2 separate regions of the Mus musculus genome follow, and region 1 is linked to region 2. The links are chromatin loops, found by intact Hi-C in ENCODE. Cell type or tissue: left cerebral cortex. All regions are shown on one strand.

The links. A loop is a pair of places that touch in the nucleus more often than their neighbours do. Peaks named below come from ENCODE experiments on the same cell type or tissue, not always from the same donor. Only the 100,000 strongest peaks of a DNase experiment are listed, where the experiment ranks them.
Region 1: a loop joins it to region 2, with 5 times the contacts of the local background. A loop is called at or near these places in 2 of 42 quality-filtered maps.

Annotation. Positions count from the first base shown.
Region 1 is chr2:129,405,928-129,410,927 of GRCm38, forward strand. No RefSeq gene overlaps it. Among named protein-coding and RNA genes, the nearest start is that of Il1b, 37 kb to the left of the region's middle. In left cerebral cortex, CTCF peaks have their summits at 816 (motif pointing left) and 2,733 (motif pointing left); DNase peaks (open chromatin) are centred at 2,773 and 3,629; H3K27ac peaks cover 2,553 bases.
Region 2 is chr2:129,195,785-129,200,784 of GRCm38, forward strand. Slc20a1 (solute carrier family 20, member 1) reads left to right here and starts at 2,989. Exons shown (of 11, transcript NM_015747.2): 1 at 2,989-3,208; 2 at 3,665-4,280; 3 at 4,399-4,539; 4 at 4,716-4,801. The coding sequence starts at 3,935. In left cerebral cortex, a CTCF peak has its summit at 2,192; DNase peaks (open chromatin) are centred at 2,571, 2,884, 3,382, 3,770 and 2 more places; H3K4me3 peaks cover 3,044 bases; H3K27ac peaks cover 2,997 bases.

The DNA.
Region 1 (5,000 bases), 210 kb after region 2:
GATCTAGGTCCACCAGGACTCAATAATGTGAGTTTGTCTCATAAAAGAAAAAAGAAAAGGAGAAAAGAAAGAAAAAAATAATTAATAATAAAAAGAAATAGGTCAAATAAATTTTAATATATTTTGTTTAATTTGAAATATCAGAAATATTATTCGAATATGTAATCATATAAAAGTTATCAGTGAGATTGTCTACATCCTATGTTGTGCTTTGTACATAAGATGTAGTGTGTGTTTTAGGCTTTATATTTCAGTGAGTCCCATTTCAAGTTCTCAGTAGCCACATGTGGCCATGGCTGCCACTCTGAACAGTACAGGTCTACAAATAAAGAAATGGAAAGGCATTTCTGGAGGGATGGTTGCTGGGTGGCAGGGTATAGCCAACATTTAAGGGGTTGACTGGGAGCCAAATGCCGAATCAACAGGAAGTTAGAGGACATGGTTGCTATGCCTACATTGTCACTTCGATTGAAGTTAGACATTTTGAAAATTAAGGCAGTCACCCAGTACGCCCAAAGTGTGGTATAATGAAAGAGAGCTCGTGCTAGCTAGGTGTAGAATTGCCAGACGCAAAAGTTTGAGTTTCATCTCCCATCAGCCAAATAGCGTCAGAGACAATGGGGATTGCGGTGTTTGTCTCACAGAGATGTGCATGTATTAAACCGCAACTCAGAGCTCTTCCTGTTCAGGCTTGGCAGGTTCTGCCCCGAGATGACCCATCCCATGTACTTTGTGCAGCCTACGAAGCAGGAGACACCTGAATCACGGAGGCAGCTCTTTACTACTTTTAACTCCAGGTCTAGGGGAATCTTACGCCCTCCTCTGGTTTCTGAGGGTACTGCACCCACATGTATATTTTCCCACCCACTCCCCAACCCCCTCACACTGGCACCATACACGTAAATGAAATAAAATAAGTCTTAATAAAGCAAAGTATAACTTCCCAAATAAAATAATGTATTTAATCTCAGGTGAAGTTCTCCTCTTGTACTGTGGCAGAAACCAGCTTTGTATTAGGGATCATGTGGAAAGGCATTGTTTGTGGTGGCTCTGGAAAATGCTGATATATGTCTGGCTGCATGACCTCAGATCATGGGCCTTGAGTTCTGTGGTTCCCACTAAAAGACAGCATGGGTCCTCACCATACTAACATGCTTCCAGGCCTGTAGACCCCTCTGTGTGAGATGTAGAATAAAGGAAAGTTTTAGATTTTCCTCTGATCTCTGGACCACAGAAAGCTCGTGTTGCCTGTATTTGCACAGAATTCAGTACTTTCTTGCTATGAGTGCCATCATTTCTATCTCTCTACAGCTTGTAGCTTTCCTGGCTCCCAGTGGAGCCACAGATGTCTAAATACCTCTGGGATTTTGTCTTGCTCCTGTCCCAGAACCCAGCCGGAAATAGGAGGGGCAGCAAGTACCAGGGCTCCTCTAGGATTCCTTCTTCTTCAAGTGTCTTCCCTCCTGCCTGACCATCCTGTTCCCAGTCCTGGGAAGGCTTATTTGGCTCTAACATAAAGGCACAGCTCTGAAAAGTGTAGGTTAAAGGCAGGAAATGTCACAACAAATAAACGGTTCTCTGAGAAAAATTACCCCGGAAGTAAAAATGACCCCACATTGAAGGACAGCCAGAGCTACTTGTTATAACGGGAGAAACAGATTCATTTTAGGACTGTTGCAATGGGGAAAGAGAACGCAGTGCAGAGCTGGGCTGGGTTCTGGATACAGCAGGGGCAGGAGAAAATCTACAGCAGGGAGCACGGTGGGTGGCAGAGGGTGGCACAGGATAGACAGGAAATATCAGGAGGCAGGAAGGTTCTTGGTATACTCACCTAACAGGATTTTTGCAGATGACTGGGCAGGACACTGCACGTCACCTGGGCGATGATGACTCAGAGTGAGGAACGTGGTTAGACGTCAGGGCGAGAAAGTAGCCTGACTGCGCGGAATTCCTGCTAAAGTTTGATTTTAATCGAGAAACAGAAGGCCTGGGTCAGGGATCAGGATGTCGACTAAAAATGGAACAGGGATCAGGACGCGGGCCACAAACTTAGTGAGGAGGAGAGAGAACCTTTGTGCCTTTCACTAGGACAGTGTCACTTCACTCCTTTTGGGTCCTCAAGTCAACTTTTATCTGGAGCAGTTTTAGGGAGCCGGAGATGGAGAGGGAAAAACAGAAAATGCCCAAAGAAAATAAGTGGGTACGAGTCCGCTCAGTGGGGAGCAGGCGAGGGCATGCATGTGGGAAGACTTGGTTAGATTCTCCAATTCCTTGCGCTGTCAGTACTGCTCAACTTTGCCCCAGACCTGGTCTATGGACTTCTGACCATCAGAGAGGAACACATTGGAGGCAAAAGAGGTCAATATCTTATATCAAAACAGGGGTTATGAGCTGCGTTTAGTGTTTCTTTGGTTGGATTGGTTTAAGAATGGTGAGCAAAACCAGGCTTCCTGAAGCTAATAAACCTTCGCTTGGCTGAAAAGTCCCTGCGTTCAGAATCCTGGGCTGGAAATCTAACGTTTTCAATGAAGGTTTTCCTCTGAAGCACGTTTTTGGTTATCATTAGATAGTCACGTTCTACGGATGTTAGCAAACAGATGCCATGTTTACTGGGCGGTCATTTGGAAAGTTCCCTTCCCAGGGATGCAGGCAGCAAGAGCTAGGAGGCCCCTGCTTCCACCGCAGATAAGCAGAGCCGCGACTCAACCCGTCTGCCACCTAGTGGCAGGACGCCCGCAGTTCGAGCGAGTTTACCAAGCTGAGTTCATCAGCCCAGGAACTTCGTAATGCAAAACTGAACTAAATAAAGATAGGGGGAAATAGATATTATAAGAAAAATGCGCTATTTGTGCTCCAGCTCCATGTCAACGCATTGCATCCACAAATAGCGTCCGTATGTGCTAGTCGGTATACTAAAAGTGAAACGTATATTTTTAAATGTGCCCTATCTGTGGCTATAAAAAGATGGCTGATATAAAACTTGGGATGATTCATATTTTACGGAGTAAGATGTAGGATTCTATAATGCTTAAAAAGTATGGTGGGACCAGAGAACTGAGCTGGGTGGGTAGCAAACTGGGTTGGTCTGAAGGAGCCTGCTGTGCAGAAGCCACAGAGGAGGCCGAGGAGGGGGCGAGAGCTCTCCCAGTCCTTGAGGAGCTGGCACTAGAAGGATCACAATTCTCTATTTACAAACAACTCTCTGTTTACGAACTATAGGATTAATTTTTTGTCGAAGTTTATATCCTTGTTTGGACACATTTTCTGTGCTAGAAAGGCTAACAGATAACAAAGAGCATCTTTCTTTTCAGTTCCCATGGGATGTGGATCCACCGTCCCCGCCCCGCCCCGCCCCCACTTCTAGAATTAAAAACCACGGACTTGAATGTCATCTTTCCCTGGCACGCTCATTAATCATTGAAGTTCCAGTTGCTTCCTGGCCTTCTTTTATCTAAGCAACTTTTTTTTTCTAAAATGCAAAGACCTTAGAATCTGCAGGGAAAGAACCAGCCCTGTTTTTATATCCCCGTCTTACCCCAAAGCTCTCTTGGACCCCAAAAGGACCATAACTTGATACCCCAGCTAAACCCTTTCTTTGACATGTATAAATACTGATGTATATACTTATGAGGGGTCCTATGGATGTCACACTTAGCTATAATATTTTCTTTTAAAATCAATGTTAAGCTAGACAAGCTGACTCATGCCGGTGAGTCTAGTCTGATGCTGATCCAGTCTCAAGGGTGCGAGTTTGAGTCCAACTTGTCTACACCATGAGTTCCAAGGAAACTGGACTTGAGGTGAAACCCTGTTTCAAAGAACCCAACCCAAACCAAATCAACAAAAAATACCCCCACTGTCTTATTGAGGTATAACTTACATGTAACAAAATATCCAATGGAGGGTACGTACAACCTCCTCATTTTCAATAAATGTCCAACTCCTTAAACCAACACTCCAATCAAGTCACCCTCTACCCTAACCCCATTGCAGACATGATTCACTTTTTTGTCACCACAGTTTAACTGGGCCTTTCTATAACGTCTTTAGATGGAATTGTGTGTTGTGTTGTCTTTGGTGTCGGGCTTCCCTTGTTCATTATAATTATCTAGGTTTGTTAATGTTTTCATTTCTTTCTAGTGTTTAACTGTTGTACGAATATATACAACATTGGATATACATTCGACCACTGGTGGCAATTTCACGTCAATCTAGATGCTGCAAATAGTCATATATAAGTTTTAATGTCTACTTACATCTTCATTTTTCTTGGCTAGGAATAGACTTGCTGTGTCAGCTGTTCACTGCACGCTTGTTCTCTTGAGTGGCCTGGCCATTTTGAACTTCTCACCAGCACTGACTGAGAGTTTCAGTGGCCCCACATCTTTTCAAGTGCCTTTGCTTTAGTTAATTTTGATGGATCCTTAGAGGCATCCTACCGGCTGTAGCCACTGCCCTACAGTGACTATTGAGCATCTTTTCCTGTGCCAGAGTCAATGAGCCAGTCTGGTGTGCTGGTGGCCGCTATTAGTTCATCGGGTAGATTTTTTGTTTTGTTTTGTCTTGTCTTACTGTGTCACTTTAATTTGTGACACACGATAACCACATAACTGTTGTGACACTGGCTTAGGACATCTAGGGGTGTGGAGAACTGGGTTTTCTTTGATTTTGCAACAACTGTGCGTTTTGCTTATACCATGACTGGCTCCTTCGTTAACACAAATGCATGGAAGTGCCACATATAGGAAAATGTGTTTCCCTTTCTCTACCAAACCGATTTCTCTTAAGTATGTTCACTTGTCCCATAACTTTAAATATAAATTAAATTGTTTTCTTGCATCTATGTGTGTGTGTGTGTGTGTGTGTGTGTGTGTGTGTGTGTGTGTGTGTGTGTAGGTCATAGAACAACCTACAGTTACTGCTTTTCTCCATCTACTCTGTGGGTCCTGAGGATTAAACCCAGGTCTTGGCAGCAAGCACCTTTACCCGCTGAGCCATCC
Region 2 (5,000 bases):
ATTTGATGTGTATGCCTGTTATATCTGTGCGCCATGTGCATACCTAGTACATGCAGAGGTCAAAAGAGGGTGTTAGATCCCCTGGAACTGGAGTTATAGACAACTGCGAGCCATCATGTGGGTGCTGGGAATCAACCCGGGGCCTCTGTAAGAACAAGTACACCTGAGCCATCTCTTCAGCCCCTTACTCTTGTATAGTCCAGGGACCCAAAACCAGGCATGCTGGCTAATTTTATGTCAATTTGACACAGTGCAGAATCATCTGAGAGGAGGGAACCCCAACTGAGAAAATAAATTTTTTAAAGATTTATTTATTTATTTTATGTACAGGAGTACACTTCGCTGTCTTCAGACACACCAGAAGAGGGCATCGGGTCCCATTACAGATGGTTGTGAGCCACTATGTGTTTGCTGGGAATTGAACTCAGCACCTCTGGAAGAGCAGTCAGTGCTCTTAACCGCTGAGCCATCTCTGTAGGCCAAAAAGAATTTTCTTAATTAGGGATTGATGGGGGAGGGCCCAGCCCATTGTGTGTGGAGACATCACTGGGCTGGTGGTCTGGGTTCTATAAGACAACTGGCTGAGTAAGCCAGTAAACAGCAGACCTCCATGACCTCTGCATCAGCTCCTGCTTCCAGGTTCCTGTCCTTGTTTGAGTTCCTCTCCTGACTTCCTTAAATGATGAAAAACAACATGGAAGTATAAGCCAAATAAGGCCTTTCCTCCCCAGCTTCCTTTTTGGTCATGGTGTTTCACCATAGCAAAGAAACCCTAACTATGATACCAGGAAAAGGTGCCACATACTTTCAGACTTCAGCGTTCCACACTGAGACAGTCCACTACAGACCTGCTCACAGGCCGACCTATCTAGACAAGCCTTCACCAAGACTCTCTTCCTAGGTGATTCTAGAGTGGGTCAAGTTGAATATTAAAACTGGTAACCAAGTATAGAAGTGCATGAATTTAATCCCAGCACTTGGGAGGCAGAGGCAGGGGGATCTCTGTGATTTCGAGGCTAGCCTGATTTACACAGTAAGTTCCCGGACAACCAGACAGCTACACAGTGACACCCTATCTCAAAAAACAAAAACAAAAACAAAAGACAAACAAAAAACAAGACAATCTAAAACCATCTGACCAACCATCACATCCCCCCTCCTTGATTTCAAGACAGTAAGGACTCTCTAGAGACAGAGAAATCTGTCTCTGCCTGAAAATACATGGATACTAAAGTAGCATAAAGCCAAGTCTCAAAATACTATACTCTCCCTGAACCACAGTGATGCCTTCACATCTGGCAAACCTGGCTCTGGATTCTGCTCTTGTACCTGGATGGGCCTTATTCACCATGGCTGCTCACCTTGGTTGTCTCAATTTCAAGAGGCAAAAGCATGGTCATCAACAGACTGAAGCAAAGCACATCCAAACAGTGGGCAAAGTCATGAGCAATTTCCTCACAAATAATTACTTCAAAAATTGTTTTAATTGGCAGGACACTAACAACCTTTTAACAAACCAGTCCTTTTATTCAATGTTTTATGACCTTGGAAAGAAGTAAGGGCAAAGAGTGTTGCATTTGAAGATGCCAGAATTACACACTGGGGTCAGTGTCCTGGAACATGAAGGTTGTTTTCCAGCCATGACCTTGAGGTCAATAGACCTGTATAACCTATACGAGATTCTGAGTCTACCAAATTATAGGTCACAGGACACTCCTGTGAAGTTATAATTTACAACATGTTTGTTTCTGCTATTCGTTGCCCTACCTTTGGAGAGCAGAGAGCGTTTTAGAGCGTTCTAAACCGGGTATTTCTGGCTGGAATTCTTAAGTTTCTTTATAACCCACATAACTTAAATCTCCCAAGGAGTGGTGACTAGTTAGTTCTGAGCTTAGGCAATAAAACGAACTAATCCATTGTCAGAACTACAACCTTATACCATGTAGGGGACCAGGAAGCAATCTTTATTTCAAAAGGGGATGGGAAAACTTTCAGGATGAGGACATCCTCTGTAACCTTTTCCTATATTCTAAAACAGGCACATTCAAAAAAAAAAGTAACGAGGAAATGAAGGTTCATTTCCTGAACATCTATTGAGTTCCAGTCACATGCTTATATCTTAGCTAATATGATTCTCCTTACTGGGTAAGAACTTGTAACCAGAATACCTGAATTAGTACTGCCTGTCGCCACTAGCCCCGATGAGCTGACAGGAAATGCATCTTTGTTGTGCTTTACACACAATTCCAACCCGTCCTCCAGTCTCTCTCACTCTGCTATTATTTCTCGTTCCAGAGCACTCGGCTTGAGGAGACCTAGGGTTTGTTCAAGGTGACACACTGCAGCAAATATGAGTTAAGAATTCGAATCCAAAGTAACATCCTCCCCGCTGCGCCATAGCCGGGGCTCCTAAAACGGAGGTCCGGCGCCGGGAAACTAATGACCCATGGCTCTCCCTCAGCGCAGTGCCACAGCTGGGAACGCAAGCCTATCCTCGTGACTCCCGAATCTTTCCGTTTTCACACAAGTGCGTGACTGCGGGAGCGAGGTGGCCACGTGAGATCCCTCCACCCTCTCCGGGCGAGGTACAGATCGGGTCCGGCCAAGGGCAAGTCTCAGCACACCCGCTCTTCCGCGTCGCCACCGAGCTGACCCGGGCCCGCGTGGGAGAAACTCGGAACGACCTTGGTGGCGGCCTCAGTCCCCGCGTGTCTGGGCGAGACTCCCCCACAGTCCCCGCCCGCAGCCACCCGGCGTGGCCAGCGCAGACAGGATAACCCGGGCGAGGCTGCAGGGAGGCGGCCAGCCAGTCCCACGTGGACCAGCTCCTCGTTGGGGGCGGGGCCCCGGGGACGTCCAGGCCAATCAGCGCCGCTGCCCAGCTCACCCGGCTAGGCGCGCCCGACCAGCCTGTGGTTGCGTCACATCGGAGGCGGGACCTCGGGCGGGCGCGAGGCTCGGCAGGTCACGTGGGGCGCAGAACCGGCTATAAATAGGAGCCGGCGGCATGCTCTCTATATGATGGCCGCCGGCGCGCGTTGCGTGTTTTCACCTCTCGCCTGCTGAGGCGCCCGCGGCTGCTTCACGAGTGGGTAGAGAGTCCCTCCGTGCTGTGCCCGGTGTTGCCGTCCTGGGTTGTGCGACCGTGGCTCGAGCCTGCCTCAGTCTCGTTCTTCTGGTCTCTCTGTTCGGCCCTCAGTTTCCTTTGGTGAGTGGCGGCGCGGCACCGGTGGTGCAAAGGTCCTTTCTTCTCTGGAGTGGGCTCGGGTGTGGGGAGCTGGCTGGCGGGGGTGGGATGCAGGCTGCAGGACCCCGCTACGCTGCTGTCCTCCTCCCGCCTCCCCACGCACGCCGCGCCCTTCCGCGGGCCTTTTCGGCGGTCCTCGGCAGGCGCGCGCGGGAATGGTCTTTTTTCCGATCATCCACGGAGGGCGCGCGCGGGCAAGCGGCCGGAGACTGAACAGAACTCGTGGGGCGGGGCGGGGCGGGACGGGGTGGGGGGTGGGGGAGCACAGAGATCGCCCTGTGCCCCACCTTGCACAGCGTTTGGGGGACTGAAGACATAAGTGACGGGCGGGGGGGGGGGGGACTATGCGGAGTCCCAGGCTGCCCTCTTCCCAGAGATGCGCCGCTATTGTTATTTTCTTCCACTTCGTCCCCCCAGGATGAACTTGCGTCCTTTCTCTAATCCGCCATGGAATTCTGCTCCGTGCTTTTAGCCCTCCAGAGCCAAAGAAACCCCAGACAACAGACGCCCAGACGCAGCAGCGTATAGCAGTAACTCCCCAGCTCGGTTTCCGTGCCGTAGTTTACAGTATTTAATTTTATATAATATATACTATTTATTATAGCATTTTGATACCTCATTCCGTTTACACATCTCAAAAGCCGCTTAGTAATTCTCTTATTATTTAAAGAACCACTACACTAGAGAATGGAATCTACTGTGGCAACGATTACTAGTACCCTAGCTGCTGTTACTGCTTCCGCTCCACCGAAGTATGACAATCTATGGATGCTCATCCTGGGCTTCATCATTGCATTTGTCTTGGCATTCTCCGTGGGAGCCAATGATGTAGCAAATTCGTTCGGTACAGCTGTAGGCTCAGGTGTAGTGACCCTGAAGCAAGCCTGCATCTTAGCTAGCATCTTCGAAACTGTGGGCTCCGCCTTGCTGGGGGCCAAAGTGAGCGAAACCATCCGGAACGGCTTGATAGATGTGGAGCTGTACAACGAAACTCAAGATCTGCTCATGGCTGGCTCCGTCAGTGCTATGTTTGGTAAGTTGTAGTTATACCTTATGTTCGCTCCAGTCTTGAACCTTCTCTCCGCAAGGACGCACTGCTTATGTAACAGTTTTGCCATCTACCTGACAAAATCTGATTAATTCTGTTTCAGGTTCTGCTGTGTGGCAGCTCGTGGCTTCGTTTTTGAAGCTTCCGATTTCTGGGACCCATTGTATTGTCGGTGCAACCATTGGTTTCTCCCTTGTGGCAAATGGGCAGAAGGGTGTCAAGTGGTCTGAACTGATAAAAATTGGTATGTTGAATTTTAAATGGTTTTATTTTCGTTGTGTGCTGCTGTGTGTCGTGGAGTGGGAGTGAAGTGGAGGGGCAAGTTGAAGAGTATCAGAAATGGAGCACCTACCATTTCGGGGTCTTGTTAACAAAAACGTACTTTCCAGACCTGACACTTCATTTTGTATTCTATTCCAGTGATGTCGTGGTTCGTCTCTCCGCTGCTTTCTGGTATTATGTCTGGAATTTTATTCTTCCTTGTTCGTGCGTTCATCCTCCGTAAGGTAACCTTTCTACTTGCGACCTTTCATGAGTCACATTCAGTCTTGTTCAAACTCACTGGTATTCTTCTCAGATGTGACTGGTATGTAAGTATGTGGCTTTGAAAAGCTAAAAAGTTCTTTGTTCTGTATACCTCCTGTATGTTGTGGAGTTCTGTGAAAGAAGCAAGTTTTTAATGCCCCAGAGGGCATTCAGGAAGGA